2 separate regions of the Homo sapiens genome follow, and region 1 is linked to region 2. A link is a loop called in an ENCODE intact Hi-C map of the cell type or tissue named here. Cell type or tissue: endothelial cell of umbilical vein. All regions are shown on one strand. Each heading gives the region's core, and the rest is flanking DNA. Links, peaks and the distances in the headings are about the cores only.

Region 1 (8,720 bases), core at 385-8,384, 490 kb after region 2:
ACCGCATGTTCTCACTCACAGATGGGAATTGAACAATGAGAACACTTGAACACAGGGAGGGGAACATCACACCCTGGGGCCTGTCATGGGGTGGGGGCCTGGGGGAGGGATAGCATTAGGAGATATACCTAATGTAAATGACTAGTTTATGGGTGCAGCAAACCAACATGGCACATGTATACCCTATGTAACAAACCTGCACGTTGTGCATATGTACCCTAGAACTTAAAGTATAAAAAAAAAAAAAAAAAAGAACGCCCTCTACCAGATACTGTGAGACTTACGCCACCCTGCCTTCAGCTCTCTAGCAGATGTCGTTTGATCAGTGGGGCCTTCCTGAATATAAATATATGTAATATAAATATATATAAAAACAAAAGGCACCTCACCCTCTTACTGCTAGCATCACTTACGCCCTTTATTCTGTTTTCTTTTTCCTCATAGCACTTAACCACCACCAGACACTTGTGTGCGTGTTTATTATCTATTTCTTCCAACTAGAAAATAAATTATATAAGGGCAAAGATGATGTTTTGCTTGCTGCTGTATCTTCAGCTCCTTAGGATTGTGCCTGGCAAATAGTAGGTAATAAACAGTTGTTTATTGAATTACTAGAAAAAAATCTCTAAAATCTGTAGTCCTGCAGCATGTGAAGAAGGAATATTAGACTCTGCCTGCCTTTCTGAAAGTGACATATACTTAAGTGATGCTAATAGGATATGTAAGAACATGCTTCATATGTTTGAGCCTTGATGATCTCTGACAGGAGAAATGGGGTAAACCTTTTTTTAAAAAGGACAGTATAATCTGTTCTTGGCAGCAGCTTTCTATAATCTAGGAAATAATTCAATATTATTAATTTTCGAATTAGATATAGTCGGCCGGGTGCAGTGGCTCACACCTGTAATCCCAGCACTTTGGGAGGCCAAAGCAGGCGGATCATCTGAGGTCGGGAGTTCAAGACCAGCCTGACTAACATGGAGAAATCCTGTCTCAACTAAAAATATAAAAATTAGCCAGGCATGATGGCGCATGCCTGTAATCCCAGCTGTTTGGGAGGCTGAGGCAAGAGAATTGCTTGAACCTAGGAGGCGGAGATTGCGGTGAGCCGAGATGGTGCCATTGCACTCCAGCCCGGGCAACAAGAGCTAAACTCCATCTCAAAAAAATAATAATAATAGTAATTAGATATAATCGTTTTTCATTAAATTCCTTCACTAAAATCAAATGGTAACTGTGCTACTTGATACCTTTACTTATAAATAGTGTTTATGTTATATGGCCAAGGTCAGTATAGGTATTGTTAATGTGATAATGGCATTTGTTTATTAATTTGTTATTTATTGGTTATTGGAGCAGATTACTAGAAGGTAATTCAAGTTTTTTGACTATTCTGTGTTCTCATCCTCAGTAATGATCATTCCAGGTTGATAAAGATCTGTTCTGTTTTTTAATAGCTCCAGAGGAGAAAAGTTTATTCTCTTTTTGAATGATTTTTTTTTTTTATGTATCACTTCGGCACCTATTCAATGTGTGCACAATTACTATCGCCCAGGAGCTCCTGGCTGATTACTATGATGTGGCATGAGCCCAAATTTGGCAAGGTTCACTTCCCAAGGCTGGAATCAGGGAAAGACCGGTGATGGCCAAAGTGGTCCCAGAAGGAAGGGAAGGAATTTATTTATCCCTACACTGCTGCATTTGGAAGGCTGTTGGTGAGGAGGGAAAGGAAGGGCAAACATTCTAGACCAAGGAGTTGCTTGACCGAAGACACACAGGTTGGGGAAGAGGAATAGGGTATAAGAGTGTGAATGGGACAGAAAAACAAGAGAGTTCCACAGGGCCCAAGGCTGGGAAGCAGGCTGGGGGACAGGTAATAGATGCTGTGCAGGGGAGTTTCAGCATGAGAACTGCCATTTCAGGTTTAAACTCTATTCACTGGGCTTGGATACAATGAACACCCCTGTCATGTCAGTTTATACCCATTTCTTCATGTTCTGACACTTGAAAACTATTATTTTTTAGATAGGATTCTTGAGTATTTTAATTTTTCTAAATAGTGACACATACAGTGTTTCTTTGATTACAAAAGTCTGAACCGAAGTTGTTTAAAGCTATTGCCCCTTTAGGACCACATATATCTGACTTTTATCCTGGGTTATGTTCTCAAATGTTCTGGAGACAAAAGATTATAGGGCTTTTAATCTGTGACCCTTGAATTTTCATTGTTGAGGTTTGTTGTTTGTTTGTTTGTTTTTTGCTGTTGCTGCTGTTTTATTTTGTAGTGGGAATTTAGACAGTAATGACAGAAAGAAGCATGTTTCATTAAGTGGATGATCCCATTCAGCAACAATAATACTAATACTCCCACAGAGCCAAAGCCTTTTTTCTGGGTGGATGAGTGTTTTATAAAAGAAGTACCTCAGGACTTCAGCCTCTCTCATTCTCCACCAGATGGAGTTTAACAGTTTGGATGGAAAGTCTGAAATGATTTTCCCTTGTGATATCCCGTTTTTTATGTCTATGTATAAATGTATAATGACTAATTTGGAAATAGCGCTATCAATTTATTAAACTAGGAAGCATTATTTCCCCTGGAATTAGTTTCTGCTCTGGCCCAGGATCACTGTGGTGTAGAACTTTCACCACAGAATAGCCTCTGGTAAAAGATGAGGCCTGTACTTGTCCTACTTTAACGCTTCTGTATATGTTTTAAAACCTTGCCCCAATCAACTCTATAAGAATGTTATAAAGAGAGCAGTGTGTTATGAAGTGTTTCATTTTACTAACAATTTTATTTTCCAAAGAAAAATGCAAATGATTACTATATTAGACATACAGTAGGAGTAGAAGAAGTGGCTGACTTAAAACATGATGAAGGAGAATAAAATGTTTCTGGTGCTACAGTTTCAAGTTTTGAAGTGGACAGCCCAGCAGAACAAAGCTAGGGAGACCTGGGGGCTGGTCACTGTCGAGTGAGCTCATGTGCCTGGTTCCCCCCTGCATCCTCTTCACACCCCGATGCGTCTCCACCTCCCTCATCATAGGGGATACCTGCCCCTCTTGGGGAGCAGGCTCTTGGCAGCAGCTCTTTTGAGAAGTGAGCCACTATGTAAAGCCTCTGCCATTCTTGAGAGTCCTGCCTGACAGTGTATTCTCCATTTTCTTAGCCCAGTCAGTGAGGATAAGTGAAAACATTGTATCGTGTAAAGTGGGATATTTTAACACACAAACTTGCTGTCTTTTCCTTTTAATGGTGAACAACCTTTTGTGGTATCATGGGGTCTTGATATCATCTCTCATCTTCTTAATCTAACATAATTCGAATATTAGTCATGTTACACAAACAGACTGCTAGAAACCACACCGGGATTTCATTTGCTGTGTGTCAACAGTAGAAATTCAGGACAATCCTCTGGTTTTGCCAGCAGTAAGTTTCCACAACAGTTATCAAAGTCAGCCTCTTTTATTCCAAACAGTGATTTTGGTGGCTTTTCAGACACCTTTCATTATGTCTTCACACCTGCAGTTATCGAAGGATGTCTGGTCTAGCTATATGAAAACTGAAAATCCAAAATAACCCAGGAAACTCTTTTATTTCCTGGGTTCTCCCAAACACAGTCGAAGTATGTCGTTTCATCATGCTAACAGATTATAGATGACTATTAGATAATATAGTGCTGAAAGAAAAATGTCCCACATCAGGAGCCACGTGTCTTTTCAGGAACCAGTACTATGAAACATCAAGTCTTGATCAGTATGAAAATTGTCTTCTCTGTTTTGGTAGGTACACTTCCTGTTTCCTAACAACAGGGTGGTAGTGACATCAGTAGTGGGGTCCTGCCGCATGTGAAGAGGGAATATTAGACTCAGCATGCTTTTCTGAAAGTGATGTATACTTGATACTAATAGGATATTTAAGAACATGCCTTATATGTTTGAGTCTTGATGATCTCTGACATGGAAAATGGGGTAAACCTTTTTTTAAAAAGGACAAAATTTGGGAGACCTGATTGTAAATCTAAAAAGTCACAACCCCTGCCAGAGTTTGCAGAACAGTAGCCAGAAACCTAAGGATTGTGTTTTTAGGTTTATAGGACACATTTGGGGGCTTAGTCATTTAACTGATCTTTTCTGTAGCATAAACATAATCATCACCAGGAAACGTCTCTGAGCTTTCATTCATTAAACAAAATGTACTAAACACTTAAGAGGCAGTCAGTGTTACTACAAAGCACCCCAGTATAGTACTTATTTTTTAAACATCATTACCACTTGGTAATATCTCCGTCAGCTCATAGCGTTCTGGAAAAAGCCCAGGTCTTATGCTGTGTTTGTGCTGAGTTGCTCCCTTACATGTGCATTGTTTTGTTTTTCACTAAAGGTTTTCTCCATATTTCTTTCTAATTAATGTCAGTGTTTTCCAAGCATTATCTTCAGTCTTTTCCTTTTAAGGATCCTAGACCTGTTCTCTACTCTGCCAACCACACCATACCCAGGTTATCATTCACCATCATATTGTGCCTGGTCCCTGGTTGATAAAGAGTGTTCATTAAAGGGTGATGTGAAAATGATGTGATGAAAGGCCACAGACCCCTTCTGAATTCTTTACCACCCTTAGCAACAGCAGGCTGCGCGGTACCTGTCTTATCTTTTAGCAGATGGAATTCATGTTCTAATTCTCAATGGAATAAATTAGGGGATGTTGGGAAACGTTTGCGTTTAATGAAGCAGGAGGAATTATACATTTTTATAAGCCAGCCATTAAAATGTGGACATTCGGCATTTAAAAGAAGTTTCTATTTAGTTTAAAACTAGCAACTTGAGCTGCAATGATAAGAAATGCTCATGGGAAGCCTAATCCCTCTGCTCCACTGCACATTCCCTTGTTTTCTTGCCATAAAACATGATATAGCCTCGGGAATTTTGTTCTCCTGTTCTTGGGGTATTAGTGACTACATTTTAGTTTTCACCTTTTGTGTCAAAATTCAAGCCGCCAGCAATTTGCTTTTCATCCTTTGATCCGAAGAATGTTTTCGTCAACAAATGCTGGACTTCAGTGCACGGAATGTTAATGTGTACCCTCAGCCGCCAGCTAGGAGAACCGTTTAATATGACGAAGTGCAGTGAGAAGCATTATTCTTGTTGGAGTTTAAGTACTTACAGTAAAGATGATGTTTGATCACAGGTTTTAAAACCTATATCACATTTACTCTTAAAAATAATTTAGGTGCATTTTTAAAAATTACTAGCAAAGCTTTTTTTCCAAATGAAACCTGTAGAATATATTATCATCGGGATTTTTATAGAACACATTATTACTCTTTTTAAGAAACACTTCCATGTGTAGAATATGAAACCATAATAGGCTTTAGGATTTATACTTAAAGCAGTGCTAATATTATTTTGAATGACACGCACGTGACACAGTATTTTGGTTTACTTCCTAAAGTTAAACATTAAACTCTGCCCCATTATGTTTTTAATGATGATTTTATCTTTAAAATATATATATATAATTGTATTCACATTCTTTAAAAAAATTTTTTCCCTAGGTTGCCATTGTTTATCTGGCTTTCAGAGCAATATTTCTAAACATATGTGAAAAACAAAAACAGGCAAACTTCAACAACAAAAGAAGGTTGCTACTGAGTGTACGTGGGCCAGGTTGCTACCCTCGGGAGCCCCTTCTCTCAGGGAGCCCCTCCTGCTGCTTTTGCGACTCCGACTCTTCCAGCAGGTGTCACTGTCTGGCAGCAGTGGGCGAGCAGGTTGCGGTTCACCTGACTCATCTTCAAATAATAACTTTTAAAATTTATCTTTAGGGAAGTTGTTTGACGTAAATGTATCAAAACTTTGACAAAAATGTTGCTACATCATATGCCTGATTTTTCCCTCATGAATTGAAATTCACAGAAAATAAAGGAATTAATCTTGTGCTGATATAAAATTTTATTGAGTATTAGAAACATTTGTTTATAATGAGAGGGGAATGTGGCTGGGAGGACATAATTAAATGAAACTTTTAGGACCATTTATTTATGAATTTGCTAAGCAAATATAGATTCCTTAGGTCTGTTCTAGAGTCTCTGATGGCTGCAAAGGGGTAAGCCACAGTGCTTACCCTCCTGAAGTATTAGTGTGTATTATACACACCAAGAAAGGAACAATTGTAATAGAAAAGGAGAAAGTCAGTGTATCTTATTGGCATAATGACAGGGCTCCTAAGTTCATAGAAACCTGTTTTTGAATCCTGGCTTTGATGCATTCTAATCATATACAGTACAAGCGTCTTAACTTCCTTGTGGACGATGGGTGTGGTATCAACTCTGTCATGGGTGGTAATTAGGTTTAAACCTGGAGGGTGATGTGGCATAGATGTTGGCAAACTTTTTAATGTCAAGGGCTGGATAGTAAATATTTTAGGCTTTGCAAGCCACCTATTCTCTGTCATGAATACTAAACTGTGACTGTAGCACAAAAGCAGCCACAGACAGTATATAAAGAAATGAGCCTGGCTGTGTTCCAATAAAACTTTATCCACAAGAACCAGTGGAGAGCCACATGCAGCTGGTGACCATAGTTTGCCAATCCCTGATATAACCATTACTCACCTGTAATCCCAACACTTTGGGAGGCCGAGGCGGGTGGATCACCTGAGGTCAGGAGTTCGAGACCAGCCTGGACAACATGGTGAAACCCCATCTCTACTAAAAATTCAAAAATTAGCCAGGCATGGTGGCGGGCACCTGTAATCCCAGCTACTCGGGAGGCTGAAGCAGGAGAATCGCTTGAACCTGGGAGGCAGAGGTTGCAGTGAGCCAGGATTATGCCACTGCACTCCAGCCTGGGTGACGGAGCAAGACTCCAAGACTTCATCTCAAAAAAACAAAAAAAGACAACAACAAAAAAACCAGTTACTCAACATAGTATCATAGTTGTTACATTAAGTAACATGCAGTAGCAAAGTAAGCAGTATCACAGAGTCATATATGACAAGTGTTTTGAGTCCATAACAAGTCCTCGTTCTTGTCCTCGCAGACTTGTTGATCCCAGGCAAGGCACTTTTCCTTTCTGGGTCTTTTATCAGTACGACTTTTGATTCAGCAGCAGTAGTCTTGTTTAGGGGGCAGGGGCAGAGGTTAAGGGGGACAGGGAAGTATATAAAGGACTTTTATTCTTATGAATCCAAACAGAGGGCAGAGTTGTCTGTGCTTTGTTTTGGTGCCATGGATGTTTAAAAGGATACCATTGTCTTCTGTTCATTTAAGCTACCCATTTTATCTTTTCTCTGTTACCCAGAATATCAGTCCTGTTTAACAAATATGTAATGATTCAAAATTCATTTGCAGGTTTTTAAACTTTGACAGTGGTCTCCTCTAGCAGAGATTTCAGATACTATGTATTCAGAGACAGAAACATCATTCTGTGCTTATCTCAGTGAAAGAAACCCAGGAAAGGAATCCCAGCCCCTCCTACATCCTCTCCAAGCTACAGGCATGTGGCTCATCCAGGAGGGGAGAAGGGAGCAGAGAAGCCACCCTGGGTGTCTTCTCACCCATACTGCTAATCCTGACCTGACCTGAAATTTAATATAATCAAGGCAAAATCAGATTAAAATGGAGCCAAATAGTTTTACACTTCAAATAGTTTTTACGTACATAAAAAATATATGGTGTTCGTTTTAAATTATTCATATTATTTGCATATGCTAAAAAAGAAATCAGCATGCTTCTTGAAATGTCTTAACAATTTAAAATATTTATAATATAACTGATTCTTAAACTTTTATATAATGCAGTATATTTGAAATTTTAAAAGTTCAATTATTTACATTCTCCTTGGGAACTACATTTTATATATTCTGTTACTTGTAATCAAATAATTATATGACATTCTTAATGTCTGTACCTACAAACATTGAATTCATGCATATTTATAAGGTAGCTTATTGACTATAATTCATTGTTGACCTTTCTGATGATTCTGTAGTTAGATTTTTAAAATATGATTGAATGTGGAATATCTAGGCATAGACTAACATGGGTTTGAATCTTAGCTGTGACATTTATGAGCTGTGGGCTCAACACTTTAAAAGTAATTAACTGCATTTTTCATCTTTTAAATCATTCTCTGAGAAAAAGTCAACTCCTTAATTAGTCCTTGTTTGAATTATGATCAAATAGTATTGGTTTGTACAGAATGATGCTAACTTAGGATCCAGGCTATAGATGGCTGCAACCGGAATAGAGCCATTTAGTCATCATATGTACAATAGAGTAAGAAATGCAAAAAAAAAAAAAAAAAAAAAATAGATACAAGATAAGAGCACTTTTAGGTTCTAAGAATTTAAAATGTGTATCTAGGTTAGAGTGAATTGGGGTGAAATTTCCTGTGCTTCCAAGTTAACCAGTAGAAGTGTTGAAATTGATTTCAAGAATTGATAGTGTCCTATTAAACAATCAGAAGACAGAAGGTACTAGTGAGAAGTCTTGATTTGACTATGGGGCTAATAGGGAGGTGCTTGTTGTGCAAGCTTATGTGAGAGAATAGCTGTATCAGTAGAGTAAAAGACCCTAGAGCGGGCTGGGTGCAGTGGCTCACGCCTGTAATCCCAGCACTTTGGGAGGCCAAGGCAGGTAGATCACTTGAGGTCAGGTGTTCAAGACCCGCCTGACCAACATGGTGAAACCCCGTCTCTACTAAAAGTGCAAAAATTA
Region 2 (8,720 bases), core at 199-8,198:
CATGGACCAATATTAAAACAGTCACTGGTAAGTGGATAGGCTAACTCTTCGATCAATCAGGCCTGCCCAAGGAAAAGGGAGAAGAGACAGCTTTCCTAGAAGCATAGGGCAAAGGTGGGAGATTTAGGTGTCTGAACGAAATCCAGTCTCTGTTTAAAGAAGAAGACAGAATGATGCTGAGAGACACCCAATAATATCCATCACCTCAGACAGACATGTCAGAGAGCTCACTCTGGCAGCAATGTAGGGATTGGGGATGATGGGGCAGATTGAAGGCAGGGACATAGTTGGGAGGTGCTGTGGGATTCAGGGAGGGGGCTGAGAGCTGGAACTGAGGCAGAGATACGTGCCAAAGAGAGGAGGGATCAGTTCTGAGAGCTGCAAGGAAGAAGAATTTATAACAGTGATTCTTAAGCACTGGGGGAACGTTGGCCCCAAATAATCTGATGCTAGCAGTTTTACATTAAATGTCAAGCTTGCCAACTTGATCCATTAGCATCAGTGTGACCTCCATGACCAGGAAGCTGGACTGGTCAGCCCTTTGTTGGGCCACTCTTGGTTCTGATGGAACCAGAGATTTTTCTTTTCTGGGGCGAGTTGGGGACAGAGTCTCGCTCTGTTGCTCAGGCTGGAGTGCAGTGGTATGTTTTCGGCTCACTGCAGCATCTGCCTCCCGGGTTCAAGCAATTCTCCTGCCTCAGCCTCCTGAGTAGCTGGGATTACAGGTGTGCGCAACCACGCCTGGCTAATTTTTGTGTTTTTAGTAGAGACGGGGTTTTGCCATGTTGGCTAGGCTGGTCTCCAACTCCTGACCTCAAGTGAGCTGCCCGACTCGGCCTCCCAAAGTGCTGGGATTACAGGTGTGTGCCACCACAACTAGGTAATTTTTTGTATTTTTAGTAGAGACAGGGTTTCACCACATTGGCCAGGCTGGTCTCGAACTCCTGACCTCAGGTGATCCACCCGCCTTGGCCTCCCAAAGTGCTGGGATTACAGGTGTGAGCCACCATGCCCAGCCGCACCAGAGATTTCTTTTTTTTGTTTGTTTTTGAGACAGTTTCACTCTGGAAGTTGCCCAGGCTGGAGTGCAATGGCGCAATCTCAGCTCACCACAACCTCCACCTCCCAGGTTCAAGCGATTCTCCTGCCTCAGCCTCCCCAGTAGCTGGAATTACAGGCATGTGCCACCATGCCTGGCTAATTTTGTATTTTTAGTAGAGATGGGGTTTCTCCATGCTGGTCAGGCTGGTCTCAAACTCCCGACCTCAGGTGATCCGCCGGCCTCGGCCTCCCAAAGTGCTGGGATTATAGGCATGAGCCACCGCGCCCAGCCATTGGAGATTTCTAACCACATCATGCAGGAGGAGGATGGATGAGAAGCAGCATTGATCAGGCACTGGCTACCTATATCACCCACTGCTTCTATAAGTACTCGGCTCAGCCCTCATAGTGATGCTCTGATGCCCATCAAGCAGATGGGGAAACTGAGGCATTTATGCAGTTCAATGTCATACCCCTGGAAAACAGCAGCTATGGGATTCCAGCTTGGGTTTGTGTGAGTCATAACATGACTCTGTCTTCCACCGGTGCTGCCATATTTGGTCCACACGTGAATTGCTGTGATTACCAGCTTTTTTCTTTCCTGGAGACCTTTGGTGGCCTCTATTTATGCAGCTGAAGGAGACACTTACGACCTCATTCCTGACAGTTTTGGGAGCTGACAGCAGAACATTCAAAGAATGACATCAAGTGGCTTTCCTCAGGGTCATTTCCTGCTAGTGATCTCTGCAAAGATCACATTCTTTAAGGATGTGTGGGGGTCAGAAACAGACCCTATTCTGTCAGGCGAGAGATGCCTGGAGCAGCTGTAATGGGCAGACGTGTGTGTGTGTGTGTCTGTGTGTCTGTGTGTGTGTGTGTGTGTGTGTGTGTGTGTGTGTACATCCTCTGTGACATGCTTTGCTGGTGAATACAACCCCTCCTCCCCCGGCCACACTTCGCTAAAAACAAACCAGGTCTGCTGGGGTGCATGACTCATGCTTGAACCGGAGTCTTCACCCTGAGACAATAATTCTCATTTTAAAAGCAAATGCTGAAGTCAACAGCTGCTGGGGTGACTTTGCCTATCTTAATTTGGCTTGTTAGAGACAGCACCTCCTTAGCTGCTTGAAGGAGAACTTAAGTGGACCTTCCATGACTCTGTTCCTTTTCCTATCCAGGGCTCACATAAGAGTTGTCTGCAGCTGGAGACATGAAACAGTGATAGGATTTGGAGTCAGGGTGTCCTGATTTCATGTGTGTGTTCTGCCCTTTTATTACCACACGGTGGTGGGCAATTTACCCACCTGAGCATGAGGTGCCTCACCTGTGGAATGGATGGAACCCTGCTGTATTGGAGAATGTTCACCCATTCAAGATAACGCATGTGAAGCACCTGCCATACAGTAGATGCTCAATCACGTGGATGTTAGCATTGACTTTGTTGCATGTTCTCTGCTTAGCTATCATTTCTCTCTTCCTCCTTTATTTTGCATTAATTTATTTCTGTAAAGGAGGAAGCTGCTGGGCACAGTGGCTCACACCTGAAGTCACCACTTTGAGAGGCCAAGGCGGGAGGATCACCTGAGGTCAGGGGTTCAAGACCATCCTGGGGAAAATAGTGAGACTACCGTCTCTAAAGAAACATTTTAACAAATTAGCCAGGCATGGAGGTGTGCTCCTTGTAGTCCCAGCTACTCGGGAGGCTGAGGCAAAAGGCTCACTTGAGCCCAGGATTTCAAGTTACGATTGTGTCACTGCACTCCAACCTGGGTAACAGAACAAGACCCTCTCTCAAAAAAATTTTTAAAGGAGGAAGTCATCAGTTATGTATATCACACAGATTCACTGGTGACTTTGCCACCTTTTCCATCCCTTTGAAGTTCTGCATCGCCGGTGGGAGGACGTTGGTCAGAGCAAGCAGAGTGTGGAGGCAGAAGCAGAGAGCGGAGGACCTCAACTCTCTCTCTCCCTGGGCTCTGCTCTAACTTGATAAGGGCCCACGGGAACATCACCTAAACTCTTGGGGGCCTGTGTTCATTTGTCTGTAAAAAGAGGGGCTTAAATTAAATGATCATTGAACCCTCCAAGCTCTTGCTGGGCTGTTTCTGGGGGCTCTTCTCTCTGGAGTATTGATTTGAATTTTGGTGCTGAGCCAGCCAGTGCACGAAATACTACCACTTTGCTCAGTCTCGTAGATGTTTTTCTGTATTTCCTATGTTCAGCATAAAGGGGGCCAGCCCACTACTGCCTTTAACATGAATTGCCCTTCGGAGTATGGAGCACGAGGCGAGCAGCGCTTGTCTCCGCTAATAGACCTACACATTTCCAGGAGAATTTTTTTTTTCTCCTTGCTACTCACAACACATCACTTGTTTATGTGAGGGTTTTTACACACAGCTGATTTATAAGGGATTAGATTTCTCTAAAACATAATCTGCGTTGGTTCTATTGGCCAGTTAAAATTGGTATCCCAGCACAGCTTGTTAAGACATTACATATCATTCCTCTTGTTTTTCTCACACTCAGGAATGATAGGTTAAGAAATATGATTCTAGTTCATAAAAGCCTGAGAGGGACTAACTGGGCTCTATTTATGTTTTATCCAAGAATGTGGAATTTGAAGCTTTTCTCAAAGTGAAAGTTGACCCACTGGACCCGTGTGCTTGGGCCAAATATGAGTATGAGAAACATTCTCAAACCTTTTTGGAATCCTAGGCCAGTAGACACTGAAGGGGCCTAAAGGATTTCTGGGCAATTCCTTCTCCTTCTCTCATGCCACAATAATTATTTGCACTTCTTGCCCTTCTTTTAGCTCAAAAGTGAACTCTGCATGAAGCATATTACCTTAGAGAAAATGTTCACTTAAAGAAAGCCACCTGTTCAGGAAAACAAATTGTCCCCAAGAGGCGTGGTGGAACGCAGGTGGGGAATTTTGTCTTCAATAAGGAGAAATTTAAATTCTCTATATTCTTAGAAATTTACCAAATTGGTTGCACTAGGGTTTTTTTTTTTTTTTTTTTTTTTTTTTTTTTTTTTTTGAGACGGAGTCTCGCTTTGTCACCCAGGCTGGAGTGCAGTGGCGTGATCTTGGCTCACTGCAAGCTCCGCCTCCCGGGTTCATGCCACTCTGCCTCAGCCTCCCGAGTAGCACCAGGGTTTTTAATATCCAGTTCAACCGGGAGACATTTGTACTCTGCGAAGGCTGAGGCGTCCGTGTAAATTTGGCCACCAGGTGGCACCAAATGTTTTCATTAGAAAAATTGCTGAGGGAAAGCCTGGTCCGCATTCTCTCTCCTAGTTAAAAGGAAAAAAAAAGAAAAAGAAAACCCTTTAAAGTGAGTGTTGTCGGTTCATTCACCCAAATTCAGGAAGCATGTGCCTTTCTTATTTGCTAGCGCTTTGGCAGTACACTGTGGCAGTTCAGGGTGAGTTATTTCCTTGAAGTTTGTTAAAAGGGAAACATGGATGAAATTCAAGACTTGAAACAAAGCTTTATTGGAGCTTTGCAGGACAATTAAAATCCAGTCTCTCAGCCAACAAACGGTTCCATCAACCCCCTTCTAGGCCTAGCAGGACACAGGATGCCCAAACAAAAGGCAGAACAGGGAGGCATGGCTGGGTTTTTCCTTTTATCATTTGCTGCACAATCTTATTCTTTCAGATCCCAAACCAGCTTTTATGGTCTGGTTAAAATTTTGTTCTGTTTAGAAAAGAGGGTATCCTAAAGCAATCTAACTGAGCAGGGGTTGTTGCAGAGGGACACCCGCCTGCTTTCAGATGTGAGTGCTGCTGGGGATGATGTCTTTCTGCCCCTGCTCATGGTCTCCAGAAGAAAGTGCTGGCACGCTAAAGATAGGAAAAACATTGGCCAATTTATTGCTAAATTTCAATTCTTAAGAAGTGTTTTTTTTTTTGAAGTAAAAGAGGTGTGCATTCATTTATTTATTCATTCATCCATTCATTTGATGAATATTTATTGAGTGTTCACTGTGCCAGGCATCGTATTTAGAAGCCAGGGGAAGAGTGGTAACCAAAACTACGTTCCAGCTTTGGGCTGCTTCTAGTCTAGAGGAAGAAGCAGATACTCGTCAAGCCACTCGCATGAATGTGCATCAACAAGCTGCGGGAGGTGCTTTAAAGGCAAAGATTGCTGTCCCTGGATGTTGTGGAGCTAATGAAGTTGACCTAGATTCGTGGAGTGATGGGAATAGGCAGTGTTCCCTAACGAGGGACCCTGGAGCTGAGATTTGAAGGATGAGGAGGAAGTAATTAGGCAAAGGGATGGGAAGAGGTGAGGAAGATTTAGGCCAGGGAATTGCAAATTCAAAGGCCATGGGAGGAGAGGGAGAATGACAAGTTTGAGTTCAGCGTTTGAGATGCAAGTGTGGAGGGAACTCAGTAAGCGAAGCAGGAATGGATGCAGTTACAGGAGTAAAAGCTCACCATGAGTTCTCCACTTTCCTCTGTGTTTGGTATACTTTTCCTCTGCCAAATGGGAGAAGAAAGGTCAACACACACACACACACACACACACACACACACTCCAAAACTCTATCAATTACCAGATCTCTACTAGTCGCCTGCTTTGATAGGTGGTCTGTGGTATGGTTGGCTTGGAGCCAGTGTCCAAATATTTGAGAAAAGTTTGGGCATTTTTCCCCCAGTACAGTAACCTGTTTAAATGGACACAAGTACCACTGGGGAAGGCTGAGAGGAAAAGTCACAGAACATACTTGGCAATTTTAGCAGAAAGTGCTGCCTTAAGCATCCCTATTTTCCCTTTAGTGAGGGGATGTGGGTCTGGGAACTGACTCGGTCTTAGACACGACCCCAAGTTTCTGATGTAATAGCAGCCCCCATTCACCAGACCTGGAGTTTTTTCAGTTACACGCCAAGTTAGGCCGGAAATCCTGCGATCAACTGGCCACACCCTAAGATCCCTGCAGTTCAGTTCATTCTGGTAAGCCCTAATGTCTTGTAAGATGACTATACCCATTTCTATCTTACTATTCTAGTGTACCTATTTGTCCTTTTCCACCCGGGCCCTTCCCACATGCTTGGTATCAAGCAGTCCTTTTGGATGGTAGCATCTTCCACCACTATTCCCAACTCACAGAGAAGAGCCTCTACACTCTTTTCAAAGATGCCGGTGTTTGCCTTACCAGTGTCTATCCCAGGCTTTGATGACGGGATTGCCTATAAGGCTACAGCCACATTCCTCTCTTGACACCTATGAGTTCTTTTGTTATATTGAACCTTACAGTTTCTAGCTTCTCAACTTTCCCTAGACTGTACTTCCAATGGAGCCCTGGACTTCTTGGGCCAGCAAGTAAACTATCAGAACCACTCTCAGCTGCCCCAGCTAACACCACTAGATCCAGAATCGTGGGTGAGTGCACAGTGCACCCACGTTTACCCTGATCAAAGTGATGTTCCTTCCTCTTGACCAATAGCCTTCAGGATGCCTTTCCTCACATATTCCCACATCTTTGCCAATATAATTAAGTCCTGTAAGTCTTTTGGTGGTTGAATTCCCTTCTCCCCTAGTAAGTGCTGGGGTCTGACTTTAGTTACAAGTCTGGGGATGTGGAAGATGAGTGTGTAAAGGTGAGGGGTGGGGGTAGGGATAGAGCATTAAGTGAGTCTGTCCCTCTGCCAAGGTAACTGATGGCCACTGAGAGAAGTTAACAGTGTCTTCAGGCCAGACATGAAGAGCCTAACCAGGGAACGCAGAGGAGGAGGGAGCTCAGGGTGGGTTGTGGGTTGGGGAAATTGAAGGTCTCCAAATCCTGCTCTATATTCCCATTCCATTTGTCTCTTTTCTAATCAATGTCCTTACATATACAAAAGAAACATAATGAAGATTTGAGTACAACTGATAATGTAATTTGGCAAACACAGAACAAACTTTGCCTTTGCTTTCCAGCTACCTCAGCCCATTCTTTTGGCATTGTCAGAGAAATCTCTGGTTAAAGAAAGTCCGTGCCTTGTGCTTTTCATGTGTCTTTCAATGCCAGTGCCCCACAGGACCACATCTCTTGGACCGTTTTCATTTTGGTGCACGCACCCAGACTCCCAACTGCCTGCGTTCACATCTCTACCTGAAGACTCTCTGGCTTCCAGAGGTTACTCTGACCATGTGAGGCAGACAAGAAGGGCAGGGAACAGCCCCTTTTGGGAACAGTGCTCAGCTGATGACTGGTGGGAATTGGTGCAGAAACACCCCAGCTGCCTTGTCCTTTGGATGGGGTGGTTCTTTTCTTTCTTTCTTTTTTTCTTCCTGAGATGGTGTCTCGTTCTGTTGCCCAGGCTGGAGTGCAGTGGCGTGATCTTGGCTCACTGCTACCTCTGTCTCCTGGGTTCAAATGATTCTCCTGCCTCAGCCTCCAAGTAACTGGGATTGCAGGTACAAACCACCACGCCTGGCTAATTTTTAGTAAAGACAGGGTTTCACCATGTTGGCCAGGCTGCTATCGAACTCCTGACTTAAAGTGATCCACCTGCCTCAGCCTCCCAAAGTACTGGGATTACAGGCATGAGCCACTGCGCTGGGCCTTAGGTAGGGTAGTTCTGAGATGCATATTTTACTCTTTTCCCTGGAGTGCGTGCGTGTAGCTGAGCTCACAAAGTAGGGGAATTTTCTCTCAAACTCTGAAGAATGTCCAAGTGGAAGGCAAATCCCAAATTATAACTGGTCATCTTTGAACAATCGTGGACCTTGAGGGGTTTGAGGGCTCTAGATTTGGGACAACTGGTACTACCTCTTCCAAAAAGTAAAATTTACTCAGAAGTGCTTGTAGGGAGGCATCAGATATGGTCTTGAGTTGTAAAAGTTCGCCAAACCTTGTACAAATTATGAATCAGAGCAGCTTTTAAAGTAGAAGAGGCTCAGTATAATTGGGTGTTCTTAAGTGAAAAATGTGAGATAAGAAAGCTGTCCTTTTTGATGTCCCTTTGAATTCAGAATTTTAAGCGGATGCACATACAAATGTTTGGAATTGAGACTTAGAATTTCTAATTCTCCAGCTAGGTGCTCCCCATGGCATGGTGGAAAGATCACACTAGGAAGATGTCAGCATTGCCACTGGCCAGTGGTGGGATCTCAAGCAAGTCCTTCATGTCTCTTACCTGTATGAGAAGAGTGTGGAATTAAGTAATTTTAGGGTTTTCCTACCTCTACCATTTTATATATCAAGGGATATAGGAAGAAAGAATGTAAGAAAGAAAGGAAGGGAGGATGGAATGAAAGATTTCTTTTGGGTTTCCCATGTATCATGGCCTTTTAATTCCTCTAACAATACCAAAGGGAAGACATTATTATTTTCATTGCATGGTGAGGAAGTGGAAGTTCAGAGAGGTTAAGTCTCTTGCCCAAGTCTACCCAGCAACTGAACATCACTCAAACCCATATCTGTCTGGCTCTGAAAGTCATGTACTTTCCACAAAACAACACTGTTCCATGCTTTAGGGGAAATGAGAGTCAGCAACGATATGCTTGGGTGTTTTTCCTTCCCCTGGCCTTGGGGACCCTCTCTTGGCTGCCTGGGCATTTTTCATGTTGCTCAAGTCCGAGGCTACCTCATTCCAGCAGGCATGCCATTGTCAGTGGCCTACATTGACCCTCTTTCTTCCAATAGTTCCAGCTTTTCTTGCTGTTGCTGAAATGTGCAGTCAGGAGA

What was found. A loop is a pair of places that touch in the nucleus more often than their neighbours do. Peaks named below come from ENCODE experiments on the same cell type or tissue, not always from the same donor. Only the 100,000 strongest peaks of a DNase experiment are listed, where the experiment ranks them.
Region 1: a loop joins it to region 2, with 6 times the contacts of the local background. A loop is called at or near these places in 14 of 110 quality-filtered maps.

The regions. Positions count from the first base shown.
Region 1 is chr6:12,145,282-12,154,001 of GRCh38, forward strand. All of the region lies in intron 7 of HIVEP1 (HIVEP zinc finger 1), which reads left to right. Among named protein-coding and RNA genes, the nearest start is that of HIVEP1, 140 kb to the left of the region's middle. In endothelial cell of umbilical vein, for the core only: no CTCF peak of the experiment used is centred there; no DNase peak of the experiment used is centred there; H3K27ac peaks cover 1,685 bases.
Region 2 is chr6:11,651,484-11,660,203 of GRCh38, forward strand. No RefSeq gene overlaps it. Among named protein-coding and RNA genes, the nearest start is that of TMEM170B, 120 kb to the left of the region's middle. RefSeq lists a silencer at 4,191-4,360. In endothelial cell of umbilical vein, for the core only: a CTCF peak has its summit at 4,255 (motif pointing right); DNase peaks (open chromatin) are centred at 1,728, 1,918 and 4,378; H3K27ac peaks cover 5,024 bases.